4 separate regions of the Homo sapiens genome follow, and all the other regions are linked to region 1. The links are chromatin loops, found by intact Hi-C in ENCODE. Cell type or tissue: gastrocnemius medialis. All regions are shown on one strand.

Region 1 (8,000 bases):
AGAATCTCACTCTGTCACCCAGGCTGGAGTACAGTGGCTAGATCTCAGCTCACTGCAACCTCCGCCTCCCGGGTTCAAGTGATTCTCTGGCCTCAGCCTCCCGAGTAGCTGGGATTACAGGTGCCCGCCACCACACCCTGCTAACTTTTGTATTTTTAGTAGACACGGGGTTTCACCATGTTGACCAGGCTGGTCTCAAACTCCTGACCTCAAGTGATCCGCCTGCCTCGGCCTCCCAAAGTGCTGGGATTACAGGCATGAGCCACTATGCTCGGCCAAGTTGCACATACTTTTACTAATTCGCGTTCAAATGAGCTTAACCACTATATTAAAAAAAAGAAAATTTGTATCTTCCCAAATACTGAGGGGGGAGTGGATTGACGAATTGATGTTTCTTGGTTTTTGGACAAATTAATTTTCAAGCTCACTCCCTGCGTGACTGGCCTGTTCTAGGATGCTGGACTTGGTTAGATCTGGGTCCGTCTATTCCCTCCTGCTCCCTTGAGGAGCTCGGAAAATGGCCTTCCCTGTTGGGGCGGGGAACATGGGAAGTCTCTACCTCCTGCTTAGTTTTGCTGTGAACCTAAAACTGCTCTCTGAAACAAAGCATATTAAAAAAAAAAAAAAAAAAAAACTGGCTGGGTGCGGTGGCTCATGCCTGTAATCCCAGCACTTTGGGAGGCTGAGGCGGGCGGATCACCTGAGGTCAGGAGTTCGAGAACAGCCTGGCCAACATGGTGAAACCTCGTCTCTTCTAAAAATAAAAAAATTAACTGGGCGTGGCGGTGCACACCTGTAGTCCCAGCTACTTGGGAGACTGAGACAGGAGAATTGCACCGAGATCCTGCCACTGCACTCCAGCCTGGGTGACAGGGCAAGACTCCGTCTCAAAAAAATAAATAAGTGGCCGGGCGCAGTGGCTCACGCCTGTAAAGCCAGCACTTTGGGAGCCAAGGCGGGCAGATCACAAGGTCAGGAGATCGAGACCATCCTGGCTAACACCGTGAAACCCCGTCTCTACTAAAAATGCAAAAAAAATTACCCGGGCATGGTGGTGGCCGGTGCCTGTAGTCCCAGCTACTCGGGAGGCTGAGGCAGGAGAATGGTGTGAACCCGAGAGGCGGAGCTTGCAGTGAGTTGAGATCGCGCCACTGTACTCCAGCCTGGGCGACAGAGCGAGACTCCATCTCAAAAATAAATAAATAAGTAAGTAAGTAAGTAAATAAATACATAAAATAAAAAACTGGCCAGGTGTGGTGGCTCACGCCTGTAATCCCAGCACTTTGAGAGGCCGAGGCGGGAGGATCACCTGAGGTCAGGAGTTTGAGACCAGCCTGGCCAACATAGTGAAATCCCATCTCTACAAAAATACAAAAATCAGCCGGGCATGGTGGTGGGCGCCTGTAGTCCCAGCTACTCGGGATGTGGGGGCACGAGAATCTCTGGAACCTGGGAGGCAGAGGCTGCAGTGAGCCAAGATCACACCACTGCACTCCAGTCTGGGAGACAGAGCGAGACTCTGTCTCCAAAAAAAAAAAAAAGAAGGTAGTCAAAGGAGTAAAAACCAAAACAAACAAACAAACAAAAGATTTTCCCCTGCTCAGAACCTTCCGGTGACTTCCTGTTGCCCTTGGGAAAAATTCTGGGCCCTTTCGCGTGGCCCCTTCGCTCTGTCATCTGTGGCCTTGTCCTTCCTTCCTTTCCTCCCTTTCTTCCTCCTGCACCTGCTCCTTTCCTGGCACAGCCGCCTTCCCTGCCCGCCCTTCCCTGCCGCAGGACCTGTGCACTTGCTGTGCCCGCTGCCTGGTTCTCTTTCCACCCAGCCGGCTCCTTATCACTCTAGTCACTTCCCTTCCCTACTTCTCCTCCTTTGCATGTCACACGATCAGAGCTGGGTATTAGTCTGTTTGTGTATCTGTTTGTCTCATCTACTAGGGCAGGGGCTTTTTCTGGAAGGGCCGGAGAATAAATATTTTTGGCTTTGTAAGCCAGAGGTCATCTCTGTCCAGACCACTCTGCTTTGCCGTTGTAGCAAGAAAGCTCCCGTGGGCGAGTGTGCCTGTGTTTCAGTAAAACTTTATTTATGGACACAAACGTGAATTCCGTGCAATTTTTACATTATAAGACATTTTTCTTCTTTTGCTTTTTTTTTCCTCCAACGACTAAAAAATGTCAAAACCATTCTTAGACTGCAGGCTGTACAAAAACAGGTGGCGGGCAGGATTGAACCTGTGGGTTGTAGTTTGCAAATACCTGGCTAGGGTGTGAGGGCCACACTACGGAAAGCTATGGAAACCATGTCAGCCTCACGACCCCTAGAATGTACGGCAGCTCCTTAGACGTGGTGGGTGTTGAGTGGACATTCCTTGTTGAGTGAATGAATTTTTTTTTTTTTTTTTGAGACAGAGTTTTGCTCTGTGGCCCAGGCTGGGGCGCAGTGGGCTGATCTCGGCTCACTGCAACCTCCACCTCCCGGATTCAAGCGATTCTCCTACTTCAGCCTCTTGAGTAGCTGGGATTACAGGTGCATGCCACCACGCTCGACTAATTTTTGTATTTTTAGTAGAGATGGGATTGCGCCATGTTGGCCAGGCTGGTCTCCAACTCCTGACCTCAGGGCATCCGCCTGTCTTGGCCTCCCAAAGTGCTGGGATTACAGGCGTGACCCACCGTGCCCAGCCTGAGTGTGAATTTGTATCTTCCTAACTTCAAAGCATTTAGAGTCATATTCTAGCCTTAAAAAAAAAATGGGGCATGGCCGGGTGCGGTGGCTCACGCCTGTAATCCCAGCACTTTGAGAGGCCGAGGCGGGTGGATCACCTGAGGTCAGGAGTTCGAGACCATCCTGACCAATATGGAGAAATCCTGTCTCTACTAAAAATACAAAATTAGTTGGGCGTGGTGGTGTATGCCTGTAATCCCAGCTTGTTGGGAGGCTGAGGCAGGAGAATCGCTTGAACCCTGGAGGCAGGGGTTGCAGTGAGCTGAGATCACGTCACTGCACTCCAGCCTGGGCGACAAGAGGGAAACTCAGTCTCAAAAAAAAAAAAAAAAAAGGTCATGGGTCATTTCAAGGATCCTTAAAACTGCAGGAATGTGAGAAAATGCGATGCTGACATCCACCCAGACAGCCTCACCATAAAGGAGGGAAAAAACAGCTACAAACAGTGTAGGTGGGGGGAACGCTTCGCTGTTTGAGACGCCAGACTCTCTTGCTCTGGGATTCACGCGGCTGCCTTTCTGTTACAGCTCACCAAGCGTCAGAAGCACGTCGAGCCGTGTACTCGGCCCAAGGAGTTCAGTGTGACCTGGCAGGAACTGAGGGTTTGTTTAAAAGGAAGACAGCATTGCACAATTTCACAAGGCTTTTGTTTTGTAAGCATCGGAACTCTCCTCGTTACCAGTGCTAGCGCCCCCGATGGGAGGGGCAGGGGAGTCGCAGATGGTGGTTTCTGCTGTCCCTGAGCACAGAAAGCCTCATGAGGGAGGTGGCTTATCCAGTGCAGAGCTCAGCTTTGTAGAGTGAGTGGACAAGTGCCCGTCGGTGGCCATCGTGCGGTCAGTAGCCGAGTGGGGGACTGTGCCCGGCCACACTTCCTTTGTCTCACTCTTCTCCTGGCTGACAGGCATTTTCTGAGCCAAGTAGGTCTTTGGCATCTTAGATTTGGGCCTGTCCCAGGAACGTTCTGACTTGTCAAGAAATCGTACCGTTAATTTACGGTCATGCTTTCTTTCCTTGATTGAAATAAACAATCTGGAGAGGCTTGCTCAGAATTTCTTGGCTTTCAAAAGTTGCCTGTCTTTTTTTCTTTTTCTTTTTCTTTTCTGTTTTTTTTTTATTTTTGCTTGCCCCCTCTCTCTCCCTGCTTCTCTGGCTCTTCCTCCCTTCCCTCTTTCTTTTCTTTCTTTATCCACCTCAGTGATCTCAGCAAACACGAGGGGATGGATGACAAGTTTGCGTCCAGCCATCTCCGCCCTGCTGGCAGGCTGTGCCTCTTTGGCGGTGGCCGAGCGCGAAGTTGCTCTGTGGCTCTGGACTGGGATCGTGTTTGTTCAATGGACAAAGGCTGAGAATCCCGAGGCCGACTGCCCAGTGGCTGCTGCACCTCAAGACCCCGAGGGCTCTCAGGTGCACAGTGACAGTCACTCACGCAGACCTGGCCCCGTTTGCTGGTAGGCGCGACCACCGTTGTGTTTTTCAGACAAGCCTGGGTGACTTGCTGTGAAAACGTCAGCTGAGGGCACGGTGGCAGGATTTCCCCCTGCATAGACCTCCCGTCAGCATTCATAGCTGGACCCAAGTGCTGGCACCTTCCGAGCCGCCGGCAGTGGCGGTGGGCCTGTTTGCGTTTTTGCGGCTGCCCTAGTCTCCAGGGAGAGAGCGTGGAGACAGACGATTTGTATGAGATTAGCCGGCCGTGGATTCAGAATCGCTCTTTGTGTGATGGGTCCCAGGGGTTCCTTTTGACCACAGAGCCAGCCTGAAACTACCCACGGGTGCTGTGGACCCCTTGATCATGGCGGGATGGAAATGGGCTGTGCCCTCAGCCGGGACTCAGGACTGCAGCATGTCTGGGCAGCAGCCTGGAAGCTGGCCAGCCTCGGCGCCCTTGGGGACAGCCCTTGACACTCTGGCTCGGTGCCCTGAGTGAGGGGGCGCCACCCTGGGCTCCCTGGGATGCGAGCAGGACCCAAGCCAGGCTGCTGGACCGGGACAGTCGCGTCATGTTGCTGTTGTCCCCTTCCTGCAGCATCTCCATACTCTCCTAAAATCCCATCTGTCAGACAGTGTTGGCTGTAGGCAGAGCGGGCCTCCTGTCTTGCAGTCGGGCCGCGTGGATCTGATTGTCTTGCTCAGGAGAGAGAGAAGATTGCCGTCCCTAGCATGCACTTGAGTCAAGCCTCTGGAATTTCAACTCCTGCTCCCTGCTCTATTCCAACTGCTTCCCCCAGGAAGGGGGGACGAGGCGGAGGAAGTCGTTCTCTTGACACCCCTAGAACATAAGGCATCTTGGCCAGGCACAGTGGCTCACGCCTGTCATCCCAGCACTTTGGGAGGCTGAGGAGGGTGGATCACCTGGGGTCAGGAGTTCAAGACCAGCCTGGCCAACGTGGTGAAACCCCATCTCTACTAAAAATGCAAAACTTAGCCGGGCGCGGTGGCACGTGCCTGTAATCCCAGCTACTCGGGAGGCTGAGGGAGGAGAATCGCTTGAACCTGGGAGGTGGAGGTTGCAGTGAGCTGAGATCACGCCACTGCACTCCAGCCTGCACAATGGAGTGAGACTCTGTCTCAAAAAAAAAAAAAAAAAAAAAAAAAAAAAAAGAACATAAGGCATCTCATGTTACTGTCTGTCTGGGCTGGAATTGGTGGAAGCCACAGAATTTTTTTGGCCCCTCTAGCCACGGGTGTCCTGCGTACCCCAAAGGCAGAGCAGAGCCTGCTTCTCAGCTAGAGCCTGAAGGGCAGCTGCCGTTCATCAAAACAGCTCCTGTGCAATTCTGTGCCTGTCGCTGGCTCAGGGGCGCGGGAGGAGGGATGGGCTGCAGCGAGCGGGTGTGGTCAGGCCCAGGCTGGTGCGTGGTCACTGGGAGCTCGGGCAGCATGGCTGTCACTGTAGCCACACCCTGGGTCCCTCTGAGTGGGTTTGCATTGTCCAGCTCCGCGTGAGAGTTGTCAAGTTCATGCGTGCCTGGTCAGGGGCGCAGGGTGGCCAGATGACCAGTGTCTCCTGCCCGCAGGGCCTCTTGGTGGAAGGAGATGGAGAATAACTGCCAAGAGGGGTAGAAACCAAGCCTGGAGGCCGGATGGCTGTAACCCAGCACTGTGGGAGGCTGAGGTGGGAGGATCGGTGGAGGCCAGGAGTTCAAGACCAGCAAGGGCAACATGGCAAGACCCCATCTCTACAAAAACTAGAAAAAATTTGCCAGATGTGGTGGCTATGTCTGTAGTCCCAGCTACTCGGGAGGCTGAGGCGGGAGGATTGCTTGAGCCCAGGAGTTTGAGCCTACAGTGAGCCATGATTACACCACTGCACTCCAGCCTGGGCAACAGAGCAAGACCATGTCTCAAAAAAACCCCAAAAAACCAAGCCCAGGGAAGCACAGGGCAGTGCAGTGCGCCGGGAGGCTTCCCATAGGAACTGCTGTTTGCGCAGAGCCTTGTCCATTGTGGGAACTGTCACAGATGACTGTGAGCTTGAGAGCAGAGGAAGTAGCGAGAGGAACTTGGGGGTGTGGCCTGGGAGATCTGAGAGGGGATGGGGTCAGGGTGAAGCCCACCTGGCATGCTGGAGGCAGCTGGGCACCCAGGCTCTGGGGTGTCTCTGGAGGTGTTACCCGAACCAGTGTGATCATGGGGACATGAGGCAGCAGGCAGCCCCGTCCTCGAGGAGCTCAGAGTCTAGTTGGCAAGTCTAGAAGCCATTCCTGTCACCAGGGAGGGCCACCTCACAGTTGCCCAACTATTGGCGTCAGTGTGCTGGCCAGGTTCTGAATTTTCTAGGACAGCCTCCCTTAGAAATGATCCTGCCATTTTAAAAAATATATATTTTTATGGAGCTATCATTCACATACTATGAAATTCATCTTCTTAAAGTATACAATTCAGGCTGGGCACAGCGGCTCATGCCTGCAATCCTAGCACTTTGGGAGGCTGAGGTGGGCAGATCACTTGAGGTCAGGAGTTTGAGACCAGCCTGGGCAAAATGGTGAAACCCCATCTCTACTAACAATACAAAAGAATTAGCCAGGCATAGTGGTGCACGCCTGTAGTCCCAGCTACTTGGGAGGCTGGGGCATGAGAATCGCTTGAACCCAGGAGGCGGAGGCTGCAGTGAGCTGAGATCATGCCACTGCACTCCAGCCTGGGTGACAGAGCAAGACCTTTTCTCAAAAAAAAAAAGATACAATTTAGTGGTTTTTAGTACATTGACACAGTTGTGCAACCGTCACCACTATCAAATGTTAGAACCTTTCTATTATTACACAAAGGCACTCTGCCTCCACCAGTGGTCACTATCCATCCCCTCCCCCATCTGCTGGTACCCACACATCTCTTTCCTGTCTCTGGATTGGCCTGTCCTGAACATTTCATAGAGATGGAGTCACACACTGTGTGGCCTGTTGTGTCTGGCTTCTCTCAGTGGGCGTGATATTCTCAAGGTGTATCCACGCATGGCATGTGTCAGAGCCTTGTCCCTTTTCTTTCTTTTTTTTTTTTTTTTTTTTGAGATGGAGTCTTACTCTGCCACCCAGGCTGGAGTGCAGTGGCATGATCTCAGCTCACCTCAACCTCCGCCTCCTGGGTTCAAGTGATTCTCCTGCCTCAGCCTCCTGAGTAGCTGGGATTACAGGCACCTGCCACCACACCCGGCTAATTTTTGTATTTTTAGTAGAGATGGGGTTTCACCATGTTACATGGCCAGGCTGGTCTCGAACTCCTGGCCTCAAGTCATCTGCCTGCCTCGGCCTCCCAAAGTGCTGGGATGACAGGCGTGAGCCACCGCGCCCGGCCCACTTTGTCTCTTTACCTGGCTGCATCCTATTCCCCTGTGCGGGGGGTGTCCTGTTTTGTTTTCCATTCATCTCAGTGGGCATTTAAGTTGTTCTCATTTTTTCAGCCCCATCCTCTCCCCAGTCTGTGGCAGAGCTCAGGGATTCCTGTGCTGCACCATGCAGAATACAGGCCGAGATGGCCCCGGGGCAGACACAGCATAGAAACCATTTGTGGGGCTGGGGTGGGCGGGGTCAGCTTGGCGGATGCTGGGCTGCGGCTAGGCTTTGAGGTGCAGTGGCCCGGCGGGCCTGCAGGGGTGCAGAGGTACCCTGTGAGGCCACAGGGTCTAGGCTCCAGGTCATTAGTGGCGAGTCCGCGCCACGGGCCTCTTCTCTCAGCCTGAGCTGGCGTGCCTCAGCCAGTGGGGCCCTGGCAGGGACCTCTCTGTGCAGCCACAGGGCCCCTGTGTCTCCGCTCCATGGGGCAGCGTGGCCCCAGCTGA
Region 2 (8,000 bases), 260 kb before region 1:
GAAAACCAAATACCACATGTTCTCACTTTATAAGTGGGAGTTAAATGATGAGAACACATGGACACATAGAGCAGAACAGACACTGGGGCCTATTGGAGGGTGGAGGGTGGAGGGGGAGCAGCAGACAAAATAACTATCGGGTACTAGCCTGGGTGATGAAATAATTTATACAACAAACCCCCGTGACACAAGTTTACCCAAAGAACAAACCGGCACATGTGCCCTTGAACCTAAAAGTTTGTTTTCTTGAGAGAGAGTCTCGCACTGTCACCCAGGCTGGAGTGCAATGGTGCAATCTTGGCTCGCTGCAACCTCCACCTCCTGGGTTCATGCGACTCTCCTGCCTCAGCCTCCCGAGTAGCTGGGATTACAGGAGCACAACACCACACCCGGCTAATTTTTTGTAGTTTTAGTAGAGACAGGGGTTTCACTATGTTAGCCAGACTGGTCTTGAAATTCTGACCTCGTGATCTGCCTGCCTCGGCCTCCCAAAGTGCTGGGATTACAGGCGTGAGCCACCACACCCGGCCAGTTGTTTGTTTGTTTTTTTTTTTAAAGAAAGAAACAGCAACTTCTAGTTGTGGCAAGGAACACAGGTTTCCCACGCATGAGGAAGCGCGCTTGTGAAGTACAGTAGTGACGGAAGGATGTACTTAAAGAAAAAGATTAGATTAACAGGGTTCCTTTTAAAGTGTATTTATGAAAAATGCAAAGTTCAGTGAGATGTGTGTGGGAAGGAGAAAAATCGTGCGGAGACTCAGGGGTGAGCAAAAGAACGCAAGTGCTGGAAACACGACTCAATCTCTAAGAGCCCTTGAAGCTGCCAGGACCCTGCCCGTCCGGCCGCCCATGGGGATGAGGGTCAAGTGATGTGTGATTTCGCTCGTGTGAAATGTCCAGAACAAGCCAATCCACAGAGACAGGAAGTGGGTTCATGGTTGCCCGGGGCTTGGGAGTGATGGTTGATGGGGTTGCTTTTTGGGGCGAGTGAATGTTCTAGAAGTAGACAATGGTGATGGCTGCACAACTCTGTGAATGCGTGACTAAAAGCCACTGAGTTTCACACCTTCAAAAGTGAAACTGTGCAATGTGAATTACATCTCAATTTTTAAAAAGCACCCTGGGCCAACAGGAGGGGTGGGAGGGATGGGAGGGCCTGGGCAGCTAGTCCACAGGGACTCTCCAGGAGAGCTGGAGCTTTCCAAACAGGAAATCAAAGCCACAGACTTGCCAAGGACACCAGGGCCACCTCCTTCTAGGCTGATTAATCAATGATCACCAAATGGCCCCTGCCAGCACATTCCTCGGGCGAGCTGCTGCTGGCACTATGATGGTGACAACTGGCCTTTGAGGCAAGGGCTAGAGGTGACCGCCAAGGGCTGTGGATTTCTGCTGCCCCATCCCTCCTCGGACCTCCCTCACCAGCTCTGCCCCTGCAAACACACCTGATGCCAACCTGTCACCCACCCATGCCCCGGTGACCCAGGCCTGCGCAAACACCATTTCCCGTCACTGCACGCTGTGGCCTCGAGTGGCTGGCCTGGTGGGGGATCGTGATCCACACAGGGCTAGGGCTCTCCCCTGGATCTCAGCCTGGGACGTCGGGAGACAGGAATTCTTGCTTTCCCTTTCGAGGGAGTTCCAGAACTGTCTGGAACCCTGTGGCCTCCTCCAGCCACAGAAGTCACCGTTTGCAGTGGGGAGAGGCTGATCCGCGTGGGGCGGGAGCGGGGTCGGGAGCGTTTCCCAATGCTGCAGTCTGAGGCCTGGAACCTGAGCCGGCCCCAGCCCATCTTCCCAGCAGCAGGAACCGCACGTTCCCCCGCTGCTCCTGCTAGCCTGACGCTGGGGGCTTTATCATGTGGATCTGAAAGAGCCTTTCCGGAGGGGCCCAGTGATTAGCTCCACATGCCCCACAGCAAACCTGGTGCCTGCTGAGGGGACAGGTCCCATGCTTTGAGCAGCAGGCCAGGCCTGGCCTTGAAGTCTGGACACTGGGCTAGTGCTAAGAAGTGTTATTATTACTCAGGGGCTGGGGGGAGGCCTGCCCCGAGAACCTGGATGTGACGTGAGCTCAGTGCTGCCCCTGACAGTGTGAAGTGACAGCCTGGAGTCGTTGAAGGGTGAATTTCACCCCGAAAGGGGCAGTCTGGTTTTTGAGCTACTCTAGGTACGTTCTGGGGTTTCTGCCAAGTTCATGCCCACTGGGGTGGGCCCTCAGCACCTCCTGTGTACTGTGAGGACCTGCCTGTCCCAGCCCCAGACACACACACGAGCCACAGGCGACCCGACGATCTCATCTATGCGGAGTCAATCTGAATCTTTGTCCCGGAAATTTGGAGAAAGTTCCTCCGTTTCTGCTGGTGGCTAGAACCTGAGGCATGGAATCCCAGGCGCTGTGGAGGGGTTGCGGAGGACAGGTGGGCAGCGAGGTGGGGTGGACCCAGGCACGGACAGATGCCTGGCTTCTGGAAGGCTCTGGTTCTCAGGCGCTGCTTCCTGAGGTCCACTGGGCTTTCTGCTCTTGGGTTCCATGAGATGCCCCTCTACCTTTACTCCAGGAGTACTTCATGGCTCAGACGAGCTTGGAGGGTTTCTGTCCCTTTTAGCAGCTCCACGGAGATTTGAATGATGGCCCTGACAGAGAGGTGTCCACATCCTGGGGCTCGGGTGTGGAGGCTACGTTACACAGAGAGACAGGCCTGTGCGGCTGGGATTAAGTGAAGGCTCTTGAGCTGAGGAGATGATCCTGGATTACCCAAGTGACCCAGATGGCATCATGAGTCCTTATCAGAGGGAGGCAGGCCAGGCACGGTGGCTTACGCCTGTAATCTCAGCACTCTGGGAGGCTGAGGCAGGCGGATCACCTGAGGTCAGGAGTTTGAGACCAGCCTGGCCAACATGGAGAAACCCTGCTTCTACTAAAAATACAAAAATTAGCTGGGTATGGTGGCAGGCACCTGTAATCCCAGCTACTCGGGAGGCTGAGGTAGGAGAATCGCTTGAACCCAGGAGGCGGAAGTTGCAGTGAGCCAAGATTGCGCCATTGCACTCCAGCCTGGGTGACAGAGCGAGACTCCATCTCAAAAAAAAAAAAAAAAAAAAAAAAAAAGGAGGCAGAGGGGAATTTCAGACAGAAGAGAAGAAGAGGAGGAGGAGGAAGCTGTGTGACCATCAGGCCAGAAGTTCCAACGTTGTGGCCACAAGCCAAGGGATGCTGGCCGCCACCAGAAGCTGCAAGAGGCCAGGACTGGTTCTCCTCTGGAGCCTCCAGAGGGAGCGTGGCCCTGAGGAAACCTTGATCTTGGATTTCTGCCCTCCAGAAGTGTGAATAATTTTCACAATGGCAGCCACAGAAAACTCCTCCAAACGCCCTGACCAGGACAGCAACCCCAACGGGAGCAAGTGGCCCAAGACTGTGGGCGCCACAGGATAAAAAAGAGGCAACGGCCCATGGCAGCCGTGGTCTGTACACTTGTAGTCGTAACAGCCAAGCTCTCTCAGGTAACTGAAACTCAAGCCATTTCAGTCCAATTTCTCCCAGACTAGAGTTGGCCAGCATTCTTAAAGGCCCAGACAGCCCAGGTGCAGTGGCTGATGCCTGAAACCCTAGCATTTTGGGAGGCTGAGGCAGGAGGACTGCTTGAGCCTAGGGGCTCAAGACCAGCTTGGGCAACACGGCAAAACCTCATCTCTACAAAAAATACAAAAAATTGTCTGGGCATGGTGGCACGTGCCTATAGTCCCAGCTACCTGGAGGGCTGAGGTTGGGATGATCACCTGAGCCAGGGATTTCCAGGCTGCAGTGAGCTGTGATTACACCACTGCACTCCAGCCTGGGCAATGGAGTGAGACCTCATCTCTAAAAAAAAAAATGAAAAATAAAAGGAAGACAGTAAATGTTTTCAGCTACGTGGGCCATATGACCTCTGTTGCGGTGACTCTCCTGCTGTAGCTTGAGAACAGCCAAAGATGTCAGGAAAGTAACAGGGACCAGGAAAACCTGACTTCTGAAGACGGCTGTCACCTGCCGACCCCTGTTCTGGATGATTCTTCCTTTTAAATTCTTTGTTTGCCAGACCACCATCTGATTCCCACACAAGTCTGTCTGTGGAGAGGGACTGCGCTGATGGCGGAAGAAGACAGCCACCTGGTGTCCACCTCGGTCACTGTTGTTAGCATGTGGTCAGCCTCAGGCAGAGGATGACGGCCGTTCACTGGTTCCAATGCTGGCTGGGGGCTGCAGCACACGCGGGCCTGGGCTCAGGGGCTGAGGACACCACCATGAGTCCCATGGATGAGTGCAGCGGTCTGGACAAGGATCCCAGCGCCACCCCACCCCCAAGGAACACTTGGCGATGTCTGAGGACATCTGTGGTTGTCACCACTGGGATGTGGCTGCTCCTGGCATGGAGTGGGTGGAGGCCAGGAACGCTGCTCAGGACCCTGCAGTGGCCGGACGGCCCCACCCCAGAGAACGATCTGGCCCCAATGTCCATGGTGCCAAGCGGGAGAGACGCTGCCTTTGGTCCCCAGCCATGTGTCACGCTGCTTTCAAAGACACAGGCCTGGCTGATCTCTCCAAGGTGTCCTTCCTCCCAGCTCTTAAGGCCTCTGGGTGCAGTGGGCACCATCCGAATATCCGCTGCCCACCTCACGGGAGCCAGGCCCACAGTGGCTGCAGAAGCTGCTGGAGGACATGCAGCCTAACCCGTGCCCTGAAGGCACTCGTGGTGCAGAGGAGCCCAGTCCCGTGAGGCACTGCAGACGCTGCAGGAGGAGCTGCGTGCAGGCACACGCCCAGAGGAGGAAGTGTGGATCCAGAGCCTGCAGCAGGGGCTGCAAGCGCGTGGCAAGCCGCCCCTGTGCTGTCACCGGCGGCAAACCAGGTTCTGCCATCCGGGCGGCTTTCCCGGAACCTCGGGATCCTTCTTGACGCACCTCCACGGCGAGCTCCTCCTGGAGTTACTCCCGACTCCCTCTGGGAATGGTTCAGTCCAGTCCTGTTTGTCACGAGCCCCACCCAGCCCGGACCAGGTGGCTGGGAAGTGACTCAGGGGGTGGACCCGGCTGACTAGCACTGGAAACAATCTCCGGGCTTGGAGCCACAGGGCCGGCTTGAGCCACGGCATCCTGGCCACATGGAGGAGCGGGGCTGCCCTGTGCATGGCTCCCTGCACGGCTGACCCTCCGGGGGCCGCCCCACCCACCCCGCGGCAGCCCTTCCCTGTAGTCAGAGCTGTCTGTGGCTGAGCCTCGAAGGACAGCATGCCCAGGGCCCAGCCATCCGAGCAGATCTTCCAACTCCTGTGGACCTCTGGGAACAGAGAGGACCAGGGAACTGTGGTCCCAGATGCTGTCCCCGCCCAAGCAGCCTGCAGGGCCCGGCTTACCCAGGTAGTAGAGGCGGTGGGAGTGGGGCCCAGACTCATCCGTCTTCTGCACAAACTGGAAGTCGTGGGGCGCCTTGTTGACAATGAGGCCCGAGTACTTGCGGCTGCCGTGGATGATGCTCCGGAGCCCGTCCCACGAGTGCTTCTGCACCTGGAAGCGGGCGGCCGGGTCATCTGTGGCGGCTGCGTCGCCTCGGTCGGCCGTTGGGGTCCCGGTGGTGGCCATCCTCTCAGCCCCCTCGGAATTCAGCGAGAAGCTGCGGGGAGGAAGCAAAGACTATGAGAAAGGAGAACTGTTTTACCTACGAGCTGCCCCAATGCTGCCCCTTGCGAGGCACTCAGGTTCTTCCAGACGAGCCCCACCCCTGCCGCTTTCCCCACTCCCTAAACACTTCTTGGGTTGGTCTACCTCTCTCCATGTCACTAATGCTGCTAAGATTCAAGCCACCATCACCTCTCAAATGAATGATCTTTAAAAACATTCTTCTTTTTGGAGATGGGGGTCTCAACTATGTTCCCCAGGCTGGTCTCAAACTCCTGGCCACAAGCAATCCTCCTGCGTCAGCCTCCCAAGTTGCTAGGACTGCAGGTGTGAGCCACCATGCTTGGCTTTGGCTGAATGACTGAAACCACCTCCCACCAGGATGTTCCACATCCACTGCCAAGACCCCATCACTTAAAACCCTTCCTGGTTTTCCACAGTCCCCGGGATAACAACCAGTTCTCACCACCACCTCAAGGCTGCTGTCGACCCCTGCCAAGCCCTTGAATCTCATCCTTCTTATCCCTGTGACCCAGCCAAATGAGCCTTCACTCAGCTCCTCAAACAGGCCAAATTCCTTTCCACCGCAGGGCCTTTGCACATGCTGGCCCTCCTGCTCGGAGTGCATTTTTCCTCACTTTGCTTAACTTCTTTGATATATGTTTATATATATATACTTTTTTTTTTTTTTTTTTTTTTTTTTGGAGACAGAGTCTCCAAAGGCTGGAGTGCAGTGGCGTGATCTCAGATCACTGCAGCCTCTGCCTCTTAGGATCAAGCGATTCTCCTGCCTCAGCCTCCCAAGTAGCTGAGATTACAGGTGCCTGCCACCATGCCCAACTAATGTTTTTTGTATTTTTAGTAGAGACAGGGTTTCACTATGTTGGTCAGGCTGCTCTCGAACTCCTGACCTCAAGTGATCCGCCTCCCTCAGCTTCCCAAAGTGCTGGGATTACAGGCATGAGCCACTGCACCCAGCCTGCTTGGCCAGCTTCTAATCAGATCTCAGCTGAAGTACTTGGCAGGCCGTCAGAAACCTTTCACACCATCCACGCTGAAGCTGGTCTTTCTGCTCATCTTTCACACGCCACCTGGCTGTCCCCTCCCTCCACCTTCATCACAGCGGTTATTTGTGGGACCCCTGTCTCCCCCATGTCTGTCCCATTCACAGCTGTGCTCCCAGAACCTTAGCTGGTGGCTGGCACGTGGCAGGCATTCCACGGAGCACTGTGGAATGATTATCTCTCAGTGGGCTCGCGGGGAGACATGCTGGGTCTCGGGAGAGGCCCGGGCGTGAAGGAATGAAAATCCATCCTGGTCACCTGTGCTGTTGGCTTGCTGTCCAGCCGGGGAGATGCTTGGCCTTCACTGGAAGTTCCAGAGCCTCGGGATGTGGGAGGTGCAGGTGAAAGGGTGAATGGCACGCCCTTCCCCAAAGAATATCCCACTCTCTCCTCCCACTCAGGACACTCTGGGTCCGCAAAGCAGCCACCGTGAGTGGCCGCCGCGGTGTCACATCTCCCACCACCCCACTCCCGCCCTCGTCACTTAGCACACTCCTTGACCTGACTGGACTGGCCAGGCAAATATTTGTTTTACAGAAATCTAAACATGGCCGCAGTGACCCAGTTCTGCGAGAGCCAGTGGTCTGGAAAGGGTGGCACCGGGGCTGGTCTCGCTTCCCTTTGTGGGCTCCGAGTGACTGCCGACCTTGCCAGAAGCCCTGTCCTCCGGGACCAACAGCTTGGCTTGGGGAAGTCGCTGCTTGCTTGGAGGAAGTGGGAAAACCCGCGGGAGTGGACAGCAGGGACTGGGTGTGAGAGAAGTAAAGGGCAGAGATGAGTGGGCCGCCTTGACTCTGCAGTGTGCCAGTTCCCAGAAGACTCTGCCTCTTGCCAAGAGGAGACCCCACAGGGTAACCACTGCAAGAGAAAGGGCCCCAGCCTGCTTTGAGAGGGAAGGGGAGAAAGAGCTGCAAGGATGTCAACGAGCGCCTTTGAAAGATCAGGACTTGGCCGGGCACAGTGGCTCATGCCTGTAATCTCAGCACTTCGGGAGGCCAAGGCAGGAGGATCATGAGATCAGCAGATCGAGACCATCCTGGCTAACACGGTGAAACCCCATCTCTACCAAAAATACAAAAAATTAGCCGGGCGTGGTAGCGGGCGCCTGTAGTCCCAGCTACTCGGGAGGCTGAGGCAGGAGAATGGCGTGAACCCGGGAGGCGGAGCTTGCAGTGAGCCGAGATCGTGCCACTGCACTCCAGCCTGGGCGACAGAGTGAGACTCTGTCTCAGAAAAAAGAAAAAAAAAAAAGAAAGAAAGATCACGACCTGCAATTGTCAC
Region 3 (8,000 bases), 170 kb before region 1:
TGGCGTGTGCCTGTAATCCCAGCTACTTGGGAGGCTGAGGCAGGAGAATCACTTGAACCCGGGAGGCAGAGGTTGCAGTGAGCCGAGATAGCACCACTACACTCCAGCCTGGGCAACAAGAGTGAAACTCCATCTCAAAAAAAAAAAAAAAAAAAAAAGACTTGGGGATCAATTCAAATTCAAACATTTATTGAGCATCTGCTATAGACCATACCTTGGGATCCCACAATAAAGCCCACGGACAGGCAGACCATAGACATGTGGGCCATGAATAAGTTGATTGTATTTGTCTCAAACTCCAAAGTGCTGTGGAAAGATGAAGCCTATTCAGGGGATCTGGTGGGTTCTGTTTTGAATGAATTATATTATATTATATTATATTATATTATATTATATTATATTAATTTTTATTTTTTTGAGACAGGGTCTTGCTCTGTCACCCAGGCTGGAATGCGGTGGTATGATCTCGGCTCACTGCAACCTCTGCCTCCCAGGTTCAAGCAATCCTCCTGCCTCAGCCTCCTGAGTAGCTGGGATTACAGGCGTGAGCCACAGTGCCCGGCCAATTTTATTTAATTTTTTAATTTTTTTTTTTTACAGGTACCACCAGGCCCAGCTAATTTTTTGTATTTTTGTTAGAGATGGAGTTTCACCATGTTGGCCAGGTTGGTCTTGAACTCCTGACCTCAAGGCATCCCCCTGCCTCGGTTTCCCAAAGTGCTGGGATGACAGACGTGAGCCACCATGTCCAGCCTTGAATGAATTTTAAATGAGGAGCACGCATGGAGAGGGTGAGGCCTTTGATACCACAGGGAATCAAGAGACAGCATCCCGCTCTGTCGCCCAGGCTGGAGTGCAGTGGCGTGATTGATCATAGCTCACTGCAGCCTCGAACTCCTGGGCTCAAACGACCCTCCCACCTCAGCCTCTGGAGCAGCTGGGACAACAGGTGCCCACCACCAGCTCAGCCAGACGGTGATGTTTGAGCAAAGATCTGAAGCAAGTGATGAGGGAGCCATGTAGGTACCTGGGGGAAGGGCATTCCAGGCTGAAGTCACAGCCTGTGCAAAGGCCCTGAGGCAGGACCGCACCCAACATGTTATAGGAACAACGGGAAGGCTCACATGGCTGGAGCAGAGTGACAAAGGCCAGAGGTCAAGGCAGATGTAAAACTGACCCTGGATTTAACAACACAAGATCACCAAGGACCTTGAGCAGAGCAGTTTCTTTTTATTCTTTTTATTTTATATTTTATTGTATTTTTTTGAGACAGAATCTCGCTCTGTCGCCCAGGCTGCAGTGTAATGGTGAGATCTCGGCTCACTCCAACCTCTGCCTCCCAGGTTCAAGCGATTCTTCTGCCTCAGCCTCCTTAGTAGCTGGGATTACAGGAGTGAGCCACAGTGCCCGGCCAATTTTATTTTATTATTTATTTATTTATTTATTTATTTTCAGACAGAGTCTTGTTCTGCCGCCCAGGCTGGAGTGCAGTGGTGAGATCTCGGCTCACTGCAACCTCTGCCTCCCGGGTTCAAGCGATTCTCCTGCCTCAGCCTCTCAAGTAGCTGGGATTACAGGCGTGTGCCACCACGCTCAGCTATTTGTTGTAATTTTTGTGGAGACGGGGTTTCACCATGTTGGCCAGGCTGGTTTCGAACTCCTGGGCTCAAGTCATCCACCAGCCTCAGCCTCCCAAAGTGCTGGGATTACAGACGTCAGCCACCGCGCCTGGCTGAGCAGAGCAATTTCTGGGACATGCGGCTGGGGTGGGTGGTGGATGGTAATAGTTTCACAGGAAGGACAGGACAGGAAGAGGATCCTGGGGGAACTTCTGGAAATTCTGTTCTGGTGCAAAGCCTGTAGGAAGTGAAGCTGCACCCTGGCCCCTGCCTTCCAGAAGGGCCCTTTATTTTCATGGCCAGAGGGGCCAAGCGGGTCCTGGCTGTGCAGCCTCAGAAACTTCCTCTTTCAGTTCCTGGAGGGAGCCCGCAGGGTCTGGGTCATGCAGTCTCTAGCTTGAGCAGCAGGGTGACCCCTGGCAAAGGCTCAGCATCATGCCAAGCCCAGGAGGGCAACAGATGCTTCTAGAAGAAACTAAGGGCCGGGTGCAGTGGCTCACGCCTGTAATCCCAGTACTTTGGGAGGCCAAGGCAGTAGGATCGCTTGAACCCAGGAGTTTGAGATCAGCCTGGGTAACATAGTGAGATTCTTGTCTTTACAAAAAAATACAAAAGTTAGCCGGGTGTGGTGGTGCCTGCCTGTAGTCCCCGCTACCTGGGAAGCTGAGGCGGGAGGATCGCTTGAGCCCAGGAGTTCAAGGCTACAGTGAACCATGATCTTGCCACTGCACTGCAGGCTGGGTAACAGAATGAGACCCTGTCTCAAAAAATAGGATGGGCATCAGAAAACATATTCATGTTTTGCTCAGTGAGAGAAGGCAGACACAAAAGGCCACACAGTGTGTGATCCAATTTCTTTCTTTTTTTTTTTTTCTGAGATGGAGTCTCGCTCTGTTGCCCAGGCTGGAGTGCAGTGGCGTGATCTCGGCTCACTGCAAGCTCTGCCTCCCAGGTTCACGCCATTCTCCTGCCTCAGCCTCCCGAGTAGCTGGGATTACAGGCGCCCGCCACCACGCCCGGCTAATTTTTTTATATTTTTAGTAGAGACGGGGTTTCACCGTGTTAGCCAGGATGGTCTCGATTTCCTGACCTTGTGATCCACCTGCCTTGGCCTCCGAAAGTGCTGGGATTACAGGTGTGAGACACCGCGCCCGGCCACGTGATCCAATTTCTGTGAAATGTTCAGGACAGGCTCATCCACAGAAACAGGAAGGGGATGCATGGGTGCCGGGGCTGGGGGGAGGCAGTGGGCAGTGTCAGCTGATGGTTCCAGTGCTGCTTTTTGGGGTGATGAAAGTTTCTGAAATTAGATAGTGGCAATAGTTGCATAATATAGTGAATACAGTAAAAACCACTGATGTCTCCACTTAAGAAATAACAGGACCAGGCGCAGTGGCTCACGCCTGTAATCCCAACACTTTGGGAGGCCGAGGTGGGCAGATCACCTGAGGTCAGGAGTTCGAGACCAACCTAGCCAACATGGTAAAACCCCCGTCTCCTACTAAAAATATAAAAAATAGCTGGGTGTGGTGGCGGGCCCCTGTAATCCCAGCTACTTGGAAGGCTGAGGCACAAGAATCGCTTGAACCAGGAGGTGGAGATCACGCCACTGCACTCCAGCCTGGGTGCCGGGGCGAGACGCCATCTCAAAAAATAAAAAATAAACAATAATAATAATAAATGCCGGGCACAGTGGCTCAGGCCTGTAATCCCAGCACTTTGGGAGGCCGAGGCAGGTGGATCACCTAAGGTCAAGAGTTCAGGACCAGCCTGACCAACATGGATAAACCCCGTCTCCACTAAAAATACAAAATTAGCTGGGCATGGTGACGCATGCTTGTAATCCCAGCTACTCAGGAGTTCAAGACCAGCTTGGACAACATATGTGAAACCCCATCTCTACTAAAAATACAAAAATTAGCTGGCCGTGGTGGCGCATGCCTGTAATCCCAGCTACTCGGAAAGCTGAGGCAGGTGAATTGCTTAAACCTGTGAGGCGAAGGCTGCAATGAGCTGAGATCAGGCCACTGCACTCCAGCCTGGGCGACAGAGTAAGAGTTGGTCTCAAAAAAATATGTATCAGAAAGAGATCATTCCAAGCAGGCACATATAGCTGCCCAGCCCGGTCTGGCTGTGTGTATACTGACTTCCAGAAAGAAATCCTCTGTTATTTATTCACATTTCACCGTTTTTAAATAGAGGGGACATTGGGCCGGGCTCGGTGGCTCACGCCTGTAATCCCAGCACTTTGGGAGGCCAAGGCGGGCAGATCACCTGAGGTCAGGAGTTCGAGACCAGCCTGGCCAATATGGAGAAACCTCGTCTCTACTAAAAACACAACATTAGCTGGGCATGGTGGTGCATGCCTGTAATCCCAGCTACTTGAGAGACTGAGGCAGGAGAATCGCTTGAAACCGGGAGGTGGAAGTTGCAGTGAGCCAAGATCGCGCCACTGCACTCCAGCCTGGGCAACAAGAGCAAAAACTCCATCTCAAAATAAATAAAGAAATAAATGGGACATTTTCTTATTTTTTTTTCTTCCTATTTTTCTTCAAGGCTGTTAGGCTCCCAGGGAATCTGGGCTTTCGTGGCCACGTGGGGCCGGCGGGCGGTGGCCACCAGAGGGCGCTGGGGCAGCGCAAATCGCAGCTGAGCCCCTAGAGCTGGGGACCTGGTCCTGCCTGGAGCTGCCTTCCAGACCTTCCAGACCTTCACCCATGCTGTACCACCTTCTAGAACTCTCTCCCCGCCCGTGGCTCATTCCAATGAAGGCCTGAGGTCTTAGCTTACTTCCTTCTTTCAGAAACTTCCTTTAATCTCCCCAGGCCAGTCTAGGGTCCCCTTTGGGGTCCCACAGCTTCCCCATCAGAGCCCCCATCACCCCATAACTGCCTAATACTGTCTGTCTCCAGCACTGGACAACATAGATTTCTTTTCTTTTCTTTTCTTTTCTTTTTAATGGAGTTTCGCTCTGTCATCCAGGCTGGAGTGCAGTGGTGCGATCTCAGCTCACTGCAAGCTCCGCCTCCCAGGTTCACGCCATTCTCCTGCCTCAGCCTCCTGAGTAGCTGGGACTACAGGCGCCCGCCACCACGCCTGGCTAATTTTTTTGTATTTTTGGTAGAGACGGGGTTTCACCATGTTGGTCAGGATGGTCTTGATCTCCTGACCTCGTGATCCGCCTGCCTGGGCCTCCCAAAGTGCTGGGATTACAGGTGTGAGCCACTGCGCCCGGCCTCTTTCTTTCTTTTTTTTGAGACAGAGTCTCACTCCGTAGCCCAGGCTGGAGTGCGGTGGCGTGATCTCGGCTCACTGCAACCTCCACCTCCCAGGTTCAAGCAATTCTCCTGCCTCAGGCTCCTGAGTAGCTGGGATTAAAGGCACGCATCACCACGCTCGGCTAATTTTTGTATTTTTAGTACAGACAGGGTTTCACCATGTTGGTCAGGCTGGTCTTTTAAATCCTGACCTCAAATGATCCTCCCATCTTGGCCTCCCAAAGTGCTGGGATTACAGGCGTGAGCCAAGGAGCCTGAGCTTTTTTTTTTTTTTGAGACAAGGTCCAGCTTTGTCACCCAGGCTGGAGTGCAGTGACACCATGATATCTCACTGCAGCCTTGACTTCCTGGGCTCAAGGGATCCTCCTGCTTCAGCCTCCCAGTAGCTGGGACAGCAGGTGGGTGCCACCAAGCCTGGCTTTTTATTTCATTATTTCATTTCATTTCATTGAGACAGGATTCTCACTGTGTTGACCAGGCTGATCTCAAAGTCCTGGCTTCATGTGATCCTCCCACTTCGGCCTCCCAAACTGCTGGGATTACAGACGTCAGCCACCGTGCCCGACCCTCAGGGCATTCAAAATGACCCTGCTTTACAGATCTACAGGAGGTATGTGGAGACAGCTGGGAATGGGAGTTCCAGACGTGAGGTCTATGGTACAAATGAGGAAGATGAGGCCCAGAAAAAGGCTGCCGGCCGGGCGCGGTGGCTCACGCCTGTAATCCCAGCACTTTGGGAGGCCGAAGCAGGTGGATCACCTGAGGTCAGGAGTTCAAGACCAGCCTGGCCAACATGAGGAAACCCTGTCTCTACTAAAAAAAAAAAAAAAAAAAAAAAAAAAAATTTAGCTGGATGTGGTGGTGGGTGCCTGTCATCCCAGCTACTCAGGAGGCTGAGGCAGGAGAATTGCTTGAACCCAGGAGGCGGAGGTTGCAGTGAGCCGAGATTCCACCATTGCACTCCAGCCTGGGCAAGAAGAGTGAAACTCTGTCACAAAATAGAAGAAGAAGAAAGAAGAAGAAAGAAGAAGAAGAGGAAGAGGAAGAGGAGGAGGAAGAGGAAGAAGAAGAGGAAGAGGAGGAGGAGGAAGAAGAAGAAGAAGAGGAAGAGGAAGGCTGTGTCTTGCCCCAAGTGCCACACTATCTCAGGGAGAAGCAGGGGCTTGAACCCGCTGTTCCTGCTGCCGAGGCCAGCCTGGCTGACCTGGGACAAGTGAAGGTTCCTGGGCCGAATTCTTTTTCAGTCACTTTAAGGAACAGGAAAGGGTCCTCTGAACTGGGCAGGCCCTGAATGTGCCCACATCTCCTCTGCTCTTGTCTCTACCTGGTCCAGCCCCAGCCAACATCACTCACCCAGACCAGTGCAGTCGCCTCCACCCTGGTGCCCCAGCATCAGCCCTGGCCCACCAAGGTCTGTCCTCCCTGCAGCGGCCACCAGAGGGCACCTGTGAGCACTGGAGTCAGGTCCTGTCCCTCCTCTGCCCACAGCCCTGCATGGCTCCCACCCGCCTGGGGGTCAAAGCCCAAGACCTCCCCATGACCCACCAGGCCCTGCTTAACCTGCCCCATCCCCTTTTCGCCCTCCCCTCCTCCCTCTCTGCCCGTCGCTCACTCTGCTCCAGCCTCCTCGCTGTTCCTCCAACACACCAGGTGCCATCTGCCCCCAGGGCCTTTGCATGGGCTGTGCCCTCTGCCTAGAAGGTCATTCCCACTTTCACCTCCAGCTCTTCCCATGACTGACTCCTTTTCTTCCCCCCAGGTCTCAACTCCAACACCCCCTCCTAGAGAGCCCCTTCGGCCACCCCTGCTGAAATTCTTTCTCCTGAGACACTCCCACCACCACTTCTTTTTTTTTTTTTGAGACGGAGTCTCGCTCTGTCGCCCAGGCTGGAGTGCAGTGGTGCGATCTCGGCTCACTGCAAGCTCCGCCTCCCGGGTTCACGCCATTCTCCTGCCTCAGCCTCCCGAGTAGCTGGGACTACAAGTGCCCGCCACCACGCCCGGCTAATTTTTTGTAGTTTTAGTAGAGACGGGGTTTCACCGTGTTAGCCAGGATGGTCTCGATCTCCTGACCTCATGATCCGCCCGCCTCGGTCTCCCGAAGTGCTGGGATTACAGGCGTGAGCCACCGCGCCCGGCCTGTTTTTTGTTTTTGAGACAGAGTTTTGCTCTTGTTGTCCAGGCTGGAGTGCAATAGCCCCATCTCAGCTCACAGCAACCTCTACCTCCTGGGTTCAAATGATTCTTCTGCCTCAGCCTCCCAAGTATCTGGAATTACAGGCGCGTGCCACCACGCCTGGCTAATTTTTTGTATTTTTAGTAGAGACGAGGTTTCACCCTGTTAGCCAGGATGATCTCGATCTCCTGACCTCATGATCCGCCCGCCTCAGCCTCCCAAAGTGCTGGGATTACAGGGGTGAGCCACCGCACCCAGCCCGAAGGCTCTTCACTTTCTGAAACTATTTTGCTTTCTTCTTTTATAATTTGTTTACTATTCCTTCCTCTCCTCCCCTACGGAAATGACAGCCAATGACTAATCACTTCTGTCTGCTGTCTGGGACAACTCCCAGCACACAGTAGGCGCTGGATGAACGTTGGTCAAATGAAGGAATAGCCAGTTCACTGCCCCTGCTCAGGTATTTGCAGCTGGTTCCGGCCTGGATGGTCCGAAACCCTTTGTTGGGAACAACCTCACTGCACCCTGGAATCTCATCTCAGAACTCCACTCCCCAGGTTTCACTTCTGGGCCGCTGCGGCTGCCACCGGGACCAGAGCTCTGACAAAGTCTGAGTCAACAACTAAAATAGCAAGTAGTGCATGGCTGCTGGGTGATTCACACCAGCCTGCTTCCATGTGGCCTGGCAATGGAGGAAGGAGCCTGCAAAGTCAAATCAGGTTGTCAGGAGGGAGGGGCTCCTCAGCTTCCCAGCTCAGTGAGTCCAGTTTCACCTTCGAGGACCCTCCTTTGTTTCCTCCCTTGGAAGTTCAGCTCCTTCCATTGTGATTCCCCGTTTCTGATCTGTGTGAGTTTTGGAGTCAGAATTAATCTCTTTAGGCCTCGGTTTTCCCCATCTGTAAGGTGGGTCCATAATAGAAGCTTCTA
Region 4 (8,000 bases), 99 kb before region 1:
CGATCTCGGCTCACTGCAAGCTCCGCCTCCTGGGTTCACGCCATTCTCCTGCCTCAGCCTCCAGAGTAGCTGGGACTACAGGCGCCCACCACCATGCCCAGCTAATTTTTTTTTTTTTTTTTTAATAGAGACGGGGTTTCACCGTGTTAGCCAGGATGGTCTCAATCTCCTGACCTCATGATCCGCCCGCCTTGGCCTCCCAAAGTGCTGGGATTACAGGCATGATCCACCACGCCTGGCCTATTTTTATTATTATTATTATTTATTACTTTTTTTTTTGAGATGGAGTCTCGCTCTGTCGCCCAAGCTGGAGTGCAGTGGCGCGATCTCAGCTCACTGCAACCTCCGCCTCCCGGGTTCAAGGGATTCTCCTGCCTCAGCCTCCTGAGTAGCCGGGATTACAGGCACGTGCCACCACACCCAGCCAATTTTTTGTATTTTTAGTAGAGACGGGGTTTCACCGTGTTAGCCAGGATGGTCTCAATCTCCTGACCTCATGATCCGCCCACCTCGGCCTCCCAAAGTGCTGGGATTACAGGCATGAGCCACTATAAATAAAAAGAGACTTATTATTGTTATTTTTTAAGACGAAGTCTAGCTCTGTCACCCAGGCTGGAGTACAATGGCACGATCTTGGGTCACTGTAGCCCCCGCCTCCTGGGTTCAAGGGATTCTCCTGCCTCGGCCTGCTGAGCAGCTGGCGTTACAGGTGCATGTGACCATGCCCGGCTAATTTTTATATTTTAAATTTTTTTTAAGTTTTGTTTATTTATTTATTTGAGATTGAGTCTCATTCCATCACCTGAGCTGGAGTGCAGTGGCGCTATCTCAGCTCACTGCAACCTTCACCTCCTGGTTTCAAACGATTCTCCTGCCTTAGCCTCCCAAGTAGCTGGAATTATAGGCGCCCGCCAACATGCCCAGCCAATTTTTGTATTTTTAGTAGAGACGGGGTTTCACCATGTTGGCCAGGCTGGTCTCAAACTCCTGGCCTCAAGTGATCCACCCGCCTCGGCCTCCCACAGTGCTGGGATTACAGGCATGAGCCACCGCGCCTGGCCAGGGCCTGGTCTTTATCTTGGGAGCAATGGGCAGCAATGTTGGATTCAGAGCAGGGGAGGGCCCTCATCAGGCCTCTGGGGAAGGGAAGGGGCCTGTGAGATGCAGGGACTGGCAGGGGCCTGGGGGCTCTGGGAGGGCCAGTGGGAGGTGACGGTCCGCAGAGGGTCTGCAGGGGGTGCGGGCAGAGGAGAGAGAGACTGTAGACGGAAAGTGGACAGGTGAGGCTGACACAGGCCTCGGGTTGGGGGTTCCGGGGGCAGGGCCAACCTTGAGGCAGGGACCCAGCAGAGAAGCACGTTGGGGGATATGGATGAGGATGAGCTCAGCTTGCCTCTTCCAGAACCCCTGGCGTAAGGTTGCAGGGTTAGCAAATAAAAATACAGGACACCTGGTTAAATGCAAATCTCAGCTACACTTCTTTTTTTTTTTTTTTTTTTTTTTTTTTTTTACGGAGTCTCGCTCTGTCGCCCAGGCTGGAGTGCAGTGGCGTGATCTTGGCTCACTGCAAGCTCTGCCTCCCGGGTTCACGCCAATTCTCCTGCCTCAGCCTCCCAAGTAGCTGGGACTACAGACGCCCACCATGCCCGGCTAATTTTTTTTTGTATTTTTAGTAGAGATGGGGTTTCACCGTGTTAGCCAGGATGGTCTCGATCTCCTGACCTCATGATCTGCCTGCCTCGGCCTCCCAAAGTGTTGGGATTACAGGTGTGAGCCACTGCGCCCGGCCTTTGTTTTTCTTTTGAGACAGGGTCTTGCTCTGCTGCTCAGGCTGGAGTGCAGTGGTACAATCAGGGCTCACTGCAGCCTCGACATCCTGGACCTAAGCGATCCTCTTACCTCAGCCTCCCAAGTAGCTGGGAGTACAGGTGCATGCCACCACATCGGGCTAATTTTTGTATTTTTCATACAGGTGGGGGTCCCACCATGTTGCCCAGGCTGGTCTTAAACTCCTGGGCTCAAGTAATCCTCCCACCTTGGCCTCCCAAAGTGCTGGGATTACTAGTGTGAGCCACCACGCCTGGCCATGTGAATAATTTTTAGCGTAAGTATGTTCCAAATTATTTTGAGACATACTTATGCTAAACATTTTTCATTTAATGGAGTTCAGTGGCTCACGCCTATAATCCCGGTGCTTTCGGAGACAGAGGCAGGAAGATTGCTTGAGCCCAGGAGGTCAGGGCTGCCGTGAACTATGATGGCACCACTGTACTCCAGCCTGGGTGACAGAGCAAGACCTTGTCTCAAAATAATAATAATAATAATAATAATTCATTTTGGCCGGGCACAGTGGCTCACACCTGTAATCTCAGCATTTTGGGAGGCTGAGGTGGGCAGATCACTTGAGGTCAGGAGTTGGAGACCAGCCTTGCCAACATGGTGAAACCCCGTCTCTACTAAAAATACAAAAATCAGCTGGGTGTGGTGGCGTACGTTTGTAATCCCGGCTACTTCGGAGGCTGAGGCAGGAGAATCCCTTGAACCTGGGAGGCAGAGGTTCCTGTCAGCCAAGATCGCACCACCGCACTCCAGCCTGGGTGACAGAGGGAGAATCTGTCTCAAAAAATAATAATAATGGCCGGGTGCGACGGCTCACACCTGTCATCCCAGTACTTTGGGAGGCCGAGGGGGTGGAGTGGATCACCTGAGGTCAGGAGTTTGAGACCAGCCTGGCCAACATGGTGAAACCCCGTCTCTACTAAAAATACAAAAAATTAGCCGGATGTGGTGACATGTGCCTGTAATCTCTGCTGCTCAGGAAACTGAGGCAGGAGACTCACTTGAACCCAGGAGGCGGAGGTTGCAGTGAGCCAAGATCACGCCATTGCACTCCATCCTGGGCAACAAAAGCAAAACTCCGTCTCAAAATAAAAACAAAAACAAATACTAATAATAACAACAACAATAATTCGTTTAACTGCCTGTCTTGTAATTAACCTGGCAACTCAGCCAGACGTTGTCCACGTTGCCCCCCGCCACATTGTGGCTCCAGCGACCGGGTGGACACCTGACCAGCTGTGGCCCAACGGTGAGAAGGCAGAGGATTTTGTCTGGCAATTATTTGGGCTCGCTGCAGGAAGCCAGGGGTCTTTTAACATGCAGGCCCTGGCCTGTCCCCACCCCCAGGCCCTCATGGCGCCAGCTGCCCGCTGCCCCCTGCAAGGCGCTGGCGGGCGTGGGGGAGGGGAGCAGCTCTGAGACCCACTGTCCCCTCTCCTAGGCCAGGAGTGTCCTACTGGCTCGCATGCCCATCCGTGGAATGCCCGAGGGGACCCCGGGCCAGGCCTCCACCTGGCCATTGTCTCCTGCACCCTCCGTCCCTGGTGGCCCGTCCGGCTCTGAGCCAGACATTTACGACTTCTTGGGCCTCCCACAAGTCCTGCAGGCAGGCAGATTCCTTGTCCATGTCCGGGAAGGATGGAGGCCTGGGGCAGCTGCCTGGGAATCCGATCCCACGGGCCCCTGCAACTCCATTCCTTGGGGCCGCAGCCACCCCCACAGCCAATCCCTCCCTGGAGAACCGTGTCCAGGATGGCCAGGCCTGGCGGCTCTGGGCACGGCCCTCCCAGTGCCAGCTGCCAGGATGTGCCAGCCGCATTGGCGGGGAGAGAACAGGCCGTTCTTGGCTCTCCCGGCTGCCTCTTTGTTCCCTGGGCGGAGGTGGGGGGCTGTTGTCCTGGCAACCACCCCCTTTTCCCCAACACAGTCACACGAGGTGAAAACTGGGGGCGCCTCAGGCCTGGGGGTTCAGGTCAGGGAGGGTCCCCGGTCACCTAAGGTGGCCGAGGATCTCCCTCCTCCCCGCCAGCCCGGCTTCCTTGGAGTTCATATTTCCCGGACGACGAGGGAGGCCGGGTCACCCCCCGCACTTTTGGGGATTGGAATGTCGGAGGTGGTGGCAACAGGGGGTGGACGTTCCCAGCGGGGCAGGCACCGTGGTGGTGGCAGCTGCTAGTCCCCTGCCTGTCCCACGTCCCCCAAGTGGGAGGCCGCAGCTGGTGTGGGTGACTTTGGTTCCCGGGGCGGGGGAGGGTTATTTTGGGAGTAGGGACCAGGGAGAATGAGAGGCCCCTCCACGGGGGCAGGAAGTGGGGCGGCCCCAGCTGCATTCTCCCGTTGGCCCACCTGGCGTGGCGGGTACTGCTGCCGCTGCACAGGAAGTGTCCCCAACGCCCGCCTGTGTGGTCCACTGAGTCTAGGGCCTGGAAATGGGAGGCAGCTGGCAAGGAGGGGGCAGGGACCCGCTGGGGGTGCTGTACAGCAGATCAGAATCTTCCAGAAGAGTCCCGCTGGGGTAATGGTGGTGCCTATGGAGTGAGTGGTGACTTTGGTTCAGGCCATTTATATGCATTGGCTGGTTTAATCCAGTGTGTTCCGGAGGAAGATGCTAGGAATAAATCCCCCTTTTACACATGGGGAAACTGAGGCTCAGAAACAGAAGCGACTGGCCCAAAGTCATTCAGCAAATAAACAGCCGAGGCCAGGCGCGGTGGCTCAGACGCCTGTAATCCCAGCACTTCAGGAGGCCAAGGCGGGTGAATCACCTGAGGTCAGGAGTGTGAGACCAGCCTGGACCACACGGTGAAACCCTGTCTCTACTAAAAATATAAAAATCAGCCAGGTGTGGTGGCGGGTGCCTGTAATCCCAGCACTTCAGGAGGCTGAGGCCGGTGAATCACCTGAGGTCAGGGGTGTGAGACCAGCCTGGACAACACGGTGAAACCATGTATCTACTAAAAATACAAAAATCAGCCAGGTGTGGTGGCGGGTGCCTGTAATCCCAGCTACTTGGGAGGCCGAGGCATGAGAATTGCTTGAACCCAGGGCAGGGGTGGAGGTTGCGGTGAGCCAAGATGGCGCCACTGCATTCCAGCCTTGGCAAGACAGCAAGACTCTGTCCCAAAACAACAACAATAACAACAACAACACCAACAACAAAACAGCAGAGGCCGGGCGCCATGGCTCATGCTTATAATCCCAGCACTTTGGGAAGCTGAGGTGGGCAGATCGTTTGAGCCCAGGAGCTTGAGGTTGCAGTGAGCTATGATCGCGCCACTGCACTCCAGCCTGAGACTGGAGCGTGACTCCAACTCAAAACAAAATAATAATAATAATAATAATTAATAAACATCAGAAGTGGGATTCTCATGCATAGCATTTACTATCAGATATATTAACTCCACAGAGGCCTCCAAGTATATACTGTACAGTGTAGCTCTCAACCAGGGGTGAGTCTGTCCTTCAGGGCCCATGGGGTGATGTCTGGGGACATTTGTGGTTGTCATGACTGGGGGTTGCTCCTGATATGGAGGGGGTGGGGGCCGGGGATGCTGCTCAGCACTCTTCAGTACCCAGGATGGCCTTGCCGCAGAGAAGGAACCCACCCCTCATGTACAGTTATGCGCGGTGGCTCACGCCTGTAATCCCAGCACTTTGGGAGGCCGAGGCAGGCAGATCACTTGAGGTCAGGAGTTTGAGACCAGCCTGGCCAATATGGCGAAACCCTGTCTCTACTAAAAATATAAAAATTAGCCAGCCGTGGTGGCACGCGCCTGTAATCCCAGCCACTCAGGAGACCGAGCCAGGAGAATCGCTTGAACCTGGGAGATGGAGGTTGCAGTGAGCCGAGATCACACAACTGCACTCCACCCTTGTCGACAGAGTGAGACTCTGTCTCAAAAATACATACATACTATACATACATACATACATACATACATACATACATACATACATACATTTCCCATCCTGGGGTCGTTCATATCAGCCTAACTGTCAGAGTTTAGGCAAGCAGTGAGTATTCACAGTGGTTCACATCACCGGTTTGGTTGAACTGGTTTTGAGTCCTGGCTCTGCAGTGAGTTTGCTGTGTGACCTTGGGCAAATCAATGAACCTCTCTGATCCTCAGTTCCTGGGCATTGGTAGTGGTATCTTCCTCAGGGTTGCTGTCTGGACTACATGAGATGATGCAGGTAACTGGCTTAAGACAGTGTCATGCTCAAAGTGAGGGCCCAAGAAATGTGACCTAGATCACTATTGTTACTATTCAAGCCACAAACATTTCTTCCTTTTTTTTTTTTTGAGACAGAGTCTCGCTTTGTTGCCCAAGCCGGAGTGCAGAACCTCTGCCTCCTGGGTTCAAGCCATTCTCCTGCCTCAGCCTCCCAAGTAGCTGGGATTACAGACATGTACCACCACACCTGGCTAATTTTTGTTTTTGTTTTTGTTTTTCAATGTTTCCAGTTTCTTTTTTTTTTTATTATTATACTTTAAATTCTAGGGTACATGTGCACAACGTGCAGGTTTGTTACATATGTATACATGTGCCATGTTGGTGTGCTGCACCCATTAACTCGTCATTTACATTAGGTATACCTCCTAATGCTATCCCTCCCCCCTCCCCTCACCCCACGACAGGCCCGGGTGTGTGATGTTCCTCTTCCTGTGTCCACGTGTTCTCATTGTTCAATTCCCACCTATAATTTTTGTATTTTTAGTAGAAACGGGGTTTCACCATGTTGGCCAGGCTGTCCTGAACTCCCGACCTCAGGTGATCTGCCTGCCTCGGCTTCCCAAAGTGCTGGGATTACAGGCGTGAGCCACCTTGCCTGGCCTAGGAAATTTAAAATTAACATTTGTGGCCAGGTGTGGTGGCTCACACCTGTAATCCCAGCACTTTGGGAGGCCAAGATGGGAGCATCACTTGAGGTCAGGAGTTCAAAACCAGCCTGGACAACACAGTGAGACCCCCATCTCTATTTGAAAAAAATAAAATAAAAAATAAAATAAAATTACATTTGTGGCTCTCATGATCACTAGCATTGGCTTAGAGGAAGAAATAGACATGAATTGACTGAATGTGGTGGCTCTTGTCTGTAATCACAACAGTTTGGGAGGCTGAGGCAGGAGGATTGCTTGATCCCATGAGTTCAAGACTAGCCTGGGCAACATCGAAAGACCACATCTCTACAAGAAACTTTTCTTTTTTTTTTTGAGATGGAGTCTCGCTCTGTCACCCAGGCTGGCATGCAGTGGCACGATGTCGGCTCACTGCAACCTCCGCCTCCCAGGTTCAAGCAATTCTCCTGCCTCAGCCTCCCGAGTAGCTGGGACTACAGGTACCCACCACCATGCCCGGCTAATTTTTTGTATTTTTAGGAGAGACGGGATTTCACCATATTGGCCAGGCTGGTCTTGAACTCCTGACCTCGTGATCCGACAGCCTCGGCCACCCACAGTGCTGGGATTACAGGCGTGAGCCACCGCACCCGGCCATACAAGAAAAATTTAAAAAGAAGTAGATGCTGGGTGCCGTGGCTTACGCCTGTAATCCCAGCACTTTGGGAGGCAGAGGCGGAGGGATTATGAGGTCAGGAGTTCGAGACCAGCCTGGCCAATATGGTGAAACCCCGTCTCTACAAAAGATACAAAAATTAGCCAGGCGTGGTGGTGGGTGCCTGTAATCCCAGCTACTCAGGAGGCTGAGGCAGGAGAATCACTTGAACTGGGGAGGCAGAGGTTGCAGTGAGCCAAGAGCGAGCCACTGCATTCCACCCTGGGTGACAGAGCGAGACTCTGTCTCAAAACAAAAAAAAAGAGAGAGAGAGAGACATGAATCCGGTGGGGCGCAATGGCTTATGCCTGTAATCACAGCACTTTGGGAGGCCGAGGTGAGCAGATCACTTGAAGTCAGAAGGTTGAGACCAGCCTGGCCAACATGGCGAAACCCTGTCTCTACTGAAAATACAAAAATTAGGCGGGCATGGTGGCATCCACCTGTAATCCCAGCTACTCAGAAGACTGAGGCAGGAGAATCACTTGAACCCGGGAGGCGGAGGTTGCAGTGAGCCGAGATTGCGGCACTGCACTCTAGCCTGGGTAACAGAGCGAAACTCCATCTCAAAAAAAAACAAAAATGCAATTGTGGCTGGCGGCAGTG

What was found. A loop is a pair of places that touch in the nucleus more often than their neighbours do. Peaks named below come from ENCODE experiments on the same cell type or tissue, not always from the same donor. Only the 100,000 strongest peaks of a DNase experiment are listed, where the experiment ranks them.
Region 2: a loop joins it to region 1, with 2.4 times the contacts of the local background. A loop is called at or near these places in 13 of 110 quality-filtered maps.
Region 3: a loop joins it to region 1, with 2.7 times the contacts of the local background. A loop is called at or near these places in 13 of 110 quality-filtered maps.
Region 4: a loop joins it to region 1, with 8 times the contacts of the local background. A loop is called at or near these places in 29 of 110 quality-filtered maps.

Annotation. Positions count from the first base shown.
Region 1 is chr19:4,973,212-4,981,211 of GRCh38, forward strand. The region is part of intron 1 of KDM4B (lysine demethylase 4B); the gene reads left to right. Among named protein-coding and RNA genes, the nearest start is that of KDM4B, 8.1 kb to the left of the region's middle. In gastrocnemius medialis, a CTCF peak has its summit at 3,430; DNase peaks (open chromatin) are centred at 3,400, 4,860, 6,410, 7,060 and 2 weaker places; H3K4me3 peaks cover 1,016 bases; H3K27ac peaks cover 7,298 bases.
Region 2 is chr19:4,708,688-4,716,687 of GRCh38, forward strand. DPP9 (dipeptidyl peptidase 9) reads right to left here. Exons shown (of 22, transcript NM_139159.5): 4 at 5,394-5,650. Among named protein-coding and RNA genes, the nearest start is that of DPP9, 11 kb to the right of the region's middle. RefSeq lists enhancers at 4,386-5,585, 5,056-5,557, 5,558-6,057. In gastrocnemius medialis, a CTCF peak has its summit at 4,175 (motif pointing left); DNase peaks (open chromatin) are centred at 1,344, 1,730, 4,164, 5,024 and 1 weaker place; H3K4me3 peaks cover 928 bases; H3K27ac peaks cover 7,817 bases.
Region 3 is chr19:4,805,526-4,813,525 of GRCh38, forward strand. No RefSeq gene overlaps it. Among named protein-coding and RNA genes, the nearest start is that of FEM1A, 18 kb to the left of the region's middle. RefSeq lists enhancers at 6,994-8,000, 7,383-7,462, 7,613-7,702. In gastrocnemius medialis, CTCF peaks have their summits at 4,244 (motif pointing right), 6,327 (motif pointing right) and 6,543; DNase peaks (open chromatin) are centred at 1,950, 4,286, 6,336 and 7,726; H3K4me3 peaks cover 665 bases; H3K27ac peaks cover 4,086 bases.
Region 4 is chr19:4,874,622-4,882,621 of GRCh38, forward strand. No RefSeq gene overlaps it. Among named protein-coding and RNA genes, the nearest start is that of PLIN3, 11 kb to the left of the region's middle. RefSeq lists enhancers at 2,930-3,813, 3,814-4,695 and a silencer at 4,108-4,287. In gastrocnemius medialis, no CTCF peak of the experiment used is centred here; DNase peaks (open chromatin) are centred at 3,610, 4,690 and 5,630; H3K4me3 peaks cover 1,174 bases; H3K27ac peaks cover 6,144 bases.